Regions from separate parts of the Mus musculus genome. Here region 1 is linked to region 2. A link is a loop called in an ENCODE intact Hi-C map of the cell type or tissue named here. Cell type or tissue: heart. All regions are shown on one strand. Each heading gives the region's core, and the rest is flanking DNA. Links, peaks and the distances in the headings are about the cores only. Region 1 holds the start of 1700030J22Rik (RIKEN cDNA 1700030J22 gene). Region 2 holds the start of Gan (giant axonal neuropathy).

Region 1 (2,910 bases), core at 143-2,642, 180 kb after region 2:
GAAACCCTGTCTTGAAAAACCAAAAAAAGGAAAGGAAAAAAGAAAAGAAAAAAAAAAAGAAATTAGGCCAGGGGCTAGAGGGGTCAGTGGTTAGGAGGGCTTGCTGTTCCTGCTTCTTGCAGACAACCTGGGGGTTGTTTCCAGCACCCATGTGGTAGCTCAAAACCATCCCTAACTCCAGTTCCAGGGGATCTGATGCCTTCTATTTCTGAAGGAATCACAGGCACATAAGATGCTCAAGCTCAGGGCGAGGTTTACCCATGGTTCTCTGTGTGCATTGACCTTTAGAGAGGGGAATAGGTGTCAACTGGTCAGCAGTGCACACGGTGTGTCTGCACATGGTCAACAGTGCACAAGGTGTGTCTGAACTTCCATCCTGTTCAGGTTTCTATTTAGTAGCCATAGACACTAGAACTTTCTGAAACTGGCTTAAACTGTTGTTTACAACTCAAGTGCACTTACTGCCACCGTAGTTTCTGAAAGCTGATATGGCGCACTCTAACGTCAACTATAAAAATGCTGACTGGGAGTTTGGGATTACACATGCACACTGATATGAATGTATAACTGGCTTGGTGTCTCCCAACACTTAGAAGGTGGAGACCAGAAGGTCAGGAGTTCAAGGTCATCTTTTAGCTACAGATCCCATGGCCAGCCTGGGCTCAGATGAGCTCAAATAAAAACAAACTCCACTACCAAACCAAACCCCTCGGTGACACCCCCCACCCTCTCAAGGAAAGTGGGTAGACTGCTCTAGCATATCTCCTCGGACTACAGCATGCAATTCTATACTTATTTGCTTTAGCCTGGCTCTCATGTAGTCCAGGCTGAACTGGAGGGTAGAGAGTCAAGGACCACCTTGACTCCAGAGTTTCCTGCTTTCAACTTCCATGGGCTGGACTAAAGGCATGCACCACCACACCTGGCATACTTTCTTTCTTTGCCATTTTTTCTTTAGTCTTTGTCTATTTTCTTAACATCTTTGAATGTTTTCAAAGAATTAAAACCTCAGAAATATAGTAGGGGGAAGGGGGGGCTGGTGATGGAGAGATGGTTTAGTGGTCAAAAGCTCTGGCTGCCCTTCCAAAAGACCTGGGTTCAGTTCCCAGGATCTGCATGGATGTTTATGAATGCCTCTAACACCAGTTCCAAAGTATCCGATCCCGCTTTTAACCGCCATGGACACCAGGCATGGAAGTAGTGCACCGACACACATTCATCCAGAATGCCAATACACTTAAAAAATAATTAAAGTTAAAAAAAAAAATTGTTCACAAGGTATTAAATCGTAAAACTCCACAAAACAAAGCAACACTTTGGAGGCTGACTATGTTGGGTTTTAGTAGAACCACTAGAGGGCGCCCCACACAGTATCTGGTATGAAAAAGACCAGTGGTATGGAACTGCAGACTCTGCTGCAGCAGACTGGAAAATTTGACCTGCCCCCTTCCCCACCCCCACTTCTGAGCTTTTCTGTGGCTGTTGAAAAGACTTGTCTACCTTCGGTTGTAAAGATCATGGTTGAGTGGCCAGGTCTGGTGGCATGTGCTTGTAATTCCAGCATTCAGAGACAGAAGGAAGCTGTTGGAGGCCAGACTAGACGTCATAGTGAAAGCCTACCTCAAAACACCGAGGAACGGAGACACATCTTGGTGACAGACTCGCTGTCTAGCAGGCGAACCTAGAAAACAATGAAAGAGTGTGTCTTTATGACTGTCCAGTATGAACATGGTGTACATACATATACACAGGCAGAACACTCATACGCATAAATCCAAAAATACATAGAAAATTTTAGAAATATGTGTCATAGCCCATTAGATACGCTGGTATAGCAATATAATTACAATATCTATCATATATGCTTGTTAAAGTATTTCCCTCATATATATGGGGGAAATAACAAATATTCACAGTCTAGAAGAGGACTTTGTTCCAACTTCATGTGTCATATACATCACATCTTTAGAGGCCGTTAATGCTATAAATCTATGCTATCGATTGTATATATGCTATACTGTATATATATTATATAATGCTATAAGTGTAAAAAGTAGTAATTCTTAGCCATTTTTTCCAAAAGCCTTTGACTCAGCCTGCTTTTGGAGACTTGTTTTCTTAATACTTTTTAAACCAGAAAGCAAAGGGACCTTGGAACTAGACATGAGTTGGGCACCAAGGGCAGCATAGTGGAGAAGTGGGCGGCCCCCTCGCGAGAAACTGCTGCTTCTGCCCCACTAAAGTGGGCAGCACCAAAAAGAACAAAACCAGAAATCCTTCCTGTCAGCAGGTGTGGAAGCCCACGCCCTCGATCCCTTCAATGTTGATTTAGGACATCGAGGAAGGAGGGTTGCCATGAGTTCGAGACCGCACCAGGCTACAAAACAAGGAAGACTCGGTCTCAAAATTATGCAACTAGGAATGAGTCGTCCCGCGAAGTTCTGCTCTCGCTTTCAACACGGGATCCCAAGAAGGAAGGGACGATTCTGCCCAAAGGAAGAAGTGGCCAAATCTCCAGACACTGTTTGTGTGGCCTCTGAGGCATTCCTTCTAGAAGGCAAAAGGCTGTTGCAGCGCAACTTGGCCGCCCAACGTCGCCAGTGCCTGCGAAGCTCTCGAAGCGTCTGGCAACGCGGCACCTAGCAACCACGCACAGAGCGACGGGAATGCTCCTTAGCCCCGCCCTCAGAGGGGACTCCGCCCTTGAGCTGGTTTGTTGCGGGGTTACGTCACTTCCGGCATGCCTGCACCTAGGCCCGCCTCCGACGCGGCCGTAACCTAGGGCAACAGCCCGGCTCTTGGGGGCCGCGACTTGCCGCTCCGGACCTTCCTTACCTCGCGGCCCCGTAGGAGCGTCTGAGTGGCTGTGGCCACGTCCTCACCCCGGGGAACACTCCCTAGACACTTCAC
Region 2 (2,910 bases), core at 104-2,603:
ATTCTGGCACCAGGCACCAGTCCCTCTAGGAAGGTCCCAGCAAGAAACAAAAGAAAAATCCTTGGCCTACTGACTTTACATTGTGGCTCACGGAGATGAGCAAAATACAGGGTTTACTGCAGTGGTAAGTATCACAGAGAAAGATGGAGACAGTGTTTCAGGATATGCGACTTTAGAGCTGGGTGCCATTTAAGGATCTGTAACAATACTGCATCCATTGTAGTTTTCCTAAGCATTTCCCAAACTAGGATTACTCTGTTACGGGAAAGGTCTGGCCTGGAAATTCAGTTTGATTGACTGCCTTAACCTCTGAACTGCCAGCCCTGAGCTGTCATATTGGTGATCTAAATTTCTTGTTCACAGACACCTGACCCCTAAGTCCACAAAGAGCCCAATGTTGTAAGGCCAGGCTAGGCTAAAAGCCAGAAGTTTCAAGGGCACTTGGATTGCTTCTGGAGTTCGAAGGTCTCCAAAAGCAAAGATTCAAGAACAGCATATGTGTCCGAGTTCTGCTGGGACAGAGCCCTAAGAAACGGCATACACATAATTTTCCATTTTCTGATCTGTCAATTCTAGTGACATTGCTATCATTCGTCTATATTTAACCAGCTTACTGGGCACTTTCTCTACCTTTTAGTGCCCCCCCCCACCCCCCATATTAAAAGAGCAAACCAGTTTGCCTGAAGGAAAGTTGCTAAAGAAAAGACAGGAGCCCATCTCACAAATTCTGATCCGATGCTATAAGCTTGGTCTCAACCTTTTCATTAACCTAGTAAACTGGGCTAAGGTTTGCGTCGCTTAAGTTTTACAGTGCCCTCTTGGTGGTTACAATCGCTGGGTCCTCGGTGGTAACTGTAGCCAAAGAACGACCCCGGGTCTTCTCAAATTCGCAACAGTTTTGCCTGTTTGTAACAAGGGAGTGGCAAAGTGACAGTTGGGCTTTGGGGGTGGGGGCTTCCCACCGACCTCTTACAGGGTTCTCCTTCTGCCTAAGCCGCGGGTGTTTGTTTTGGCTTCCCCGCGCAAAACCTGGCCGGCCCACTGTGCGGTGACTCGGAGGTAAAACTTCTGCGGGGCTCCGCGGGCCGGGCGGGGCCTGTCGGGGCGAAGGGGCGGCTCTTCCCGGAGCAGCCCCGCCCTGCTCGCGGGTGCGGGTCCAGGACGGCCTGTACACCGTGTTTGGGGCTTTTGCGGACCTCCAGGGACTCCGGGATCGGGGCGATCTCGGTGGAGAGGCCCATGGGCGCCCGAGGGGCGCGGCGGCAGAGCCACTGGAGCCGCAGGCGGCCAGGCCAGAGAGAGAGGGAGGGATGCGGAGGCGATGGGCGGCGGCGCCCGCTCACCTGATGTACGGGCTGGCCGCCGCCAGGATGTTCTTCTGCACCGGGATCTCCTCGCCGTCGAGGACCAGATGCGCGTCGCAGAAACGCGCCTCCTCCCGGAACGAGCTGAGCGCCCGCAGCAGGCGCGCGGCGTGCTGAGGGTCGGACACAGCGCTGCCCTCGGCCATCGCGCCTCCCGCTCCTCCGCCGCCACCTGCCCGACCCGCCCGCCCGAGTCCCGCGCACGTCCCCGCCGGCCACTCCTCGCGTCCGCTCGCCCGCCCGCCCGGACTGAGTGAAGCTCTGGAGTCAGAGCTGGAAGTTCAACAACGCGCCTGCGCCATCGGCAGCGCGTGCGGACGGCGCCTTTAAGGAGCTGTGCCGTTGCGTCATCTTTCCGCGACGCCCCCGCGCCCCGCCCTACCTCGCAGCAGCCAATCAGAAGGGCTGGGCTGCGAGCGCCGGGCGCGCCCACGGGCTGTGCTTGGTGCGGGCGGAAGGGTTTAGCGGTTCCGCGGTATCCAATTCCCAGTCTCGGCGAACCGAGTGCTCTCAGTGTGGAAGGGAGTGAGACGCAGAGTGAAGCCGAGGACTTATTATTCCTTTCGCGGGAGTTACGCCTCGCTACGTTCACGTCCATTAGTTCCGGGCAGAACGCGGAGTCCGCCAGAAGCCTTCGCTGAAGACGTCGCGAGTGAAGCGAGAGAAACAAGCAGTTTTGCAAGGCTGTGGCAAGGAAGGTGTTTTCCTCTTGCAATTGGGGACCGGGAGCAATGGAAGGGTTTTAAATACCGCGGTAGGGGTAAGGTGTTCCGAAGGTTTCTAAGATCGGGGTCTTTAAAGCAGATCGATGCCAAGATTAGATAGTGGGCTGGATAAAAGGACTCTGTGGTATATGCCCTCCCTTCCGCCCCCGCACAAGAGTACAATTGGGAAGGAGAGGGGGTCCAGTTAATTGCATGATTGCCATCCCTACCTTTTAGGAAAGATAAAGTCTGAAAGACTAGGGGGTATGAAGGCCAGATGTTCGGATGGTGGGGGCTAGACTTCCCACAGAGACAGATCAAGGCTGTGGTACTAAGCACCCCTGGGTGTGCTCACTCTGCAGGGCGAGCCTCGTCTGTGTCCCTGGAAGTTGCTGAAGGTGCTTGGGAGTGGAGGAAGTAGCTACCATTTTGTGCAAACATTAGGTGCTCGAGGCTACAGAGAATTAAGTCTTATGAGGACCAAGGATCAGAACATTGGGGCAGCATTCAAAGTAAGGCAGGATGTGGTTTTCAGTGCGTCAGCACAGCCTCCCGTAGTCCAAAGGCCCCAAGGAAAGTCTTGGTTTTCACCCTGGAAGCAGCAAGGCTTTGGCGTCACTGATAGGAATCAGAGTATAAACTATACTCAAGATAGGAGACTAGGGGAGTAAAGTCAAGGAAGTTACTAGTAGAAGATCGATACATTTCCAGTTTCCATTTCAAACACAGTATCTATACCTGCAGTGATAAAAGTATCTAGACTCTAAACCAGGAGGTGGTGACGCAAGCCTTTAATCCCAGCACCGGGGAGGCAGAGGCAGGCAGGTCTCTGTGAGTTCCTG

Evidence for each region. Peaks named below come from ENCODE experiments on the same cell type or tissue, not always from the same donor. Only the 100,000 strongest peaks of a DNase experiment are listed, where the experiment ranks them.
Region 1: a loop joins it to region 2, with 3 times the contacts of the local background. A loop is called at or near these places in 1 of 42 quality-filtered maps.

Annotation. Positions count from the first base shown.
Region 1 is chr8:116,978,814-116,981,723 of GRCm38, reverse strand. 1700030J22Rik (RIKEN cDNA 1700030J22 gene) reads left to right here and starts at 2,765. Exons shown (of 3, transcript NM_027103.3): 1 at 2,765-2,910. In heart, for the core only: CTCF peaks have their summits at 1,351 (motif pointing right) and 2,588; a DNase peak (open chromatin) is centred at 1,363; H3K4me3 peaks cover 481 bases; H3K27ac peaks cover 183 bases.
Region 2 is chr8:117,156,735-117,159,644 of GRCm38, reverse strand. It overlaps Gan (giant axonal neuropathy), which reads right to left and starts at 1,664. Exons shown (of 11, transcript NM_001081151.2): 1 at 1,344-1,664. The coding sequence starts at 1,510. In heart, for the core only: a CTCF peak has its summit at 1,441; a DNase peak (open chromatin) is centred at 1,714; H3K4me3 peaks cover 2,311 bases; H3K27ac peaks cover 1,759 bases.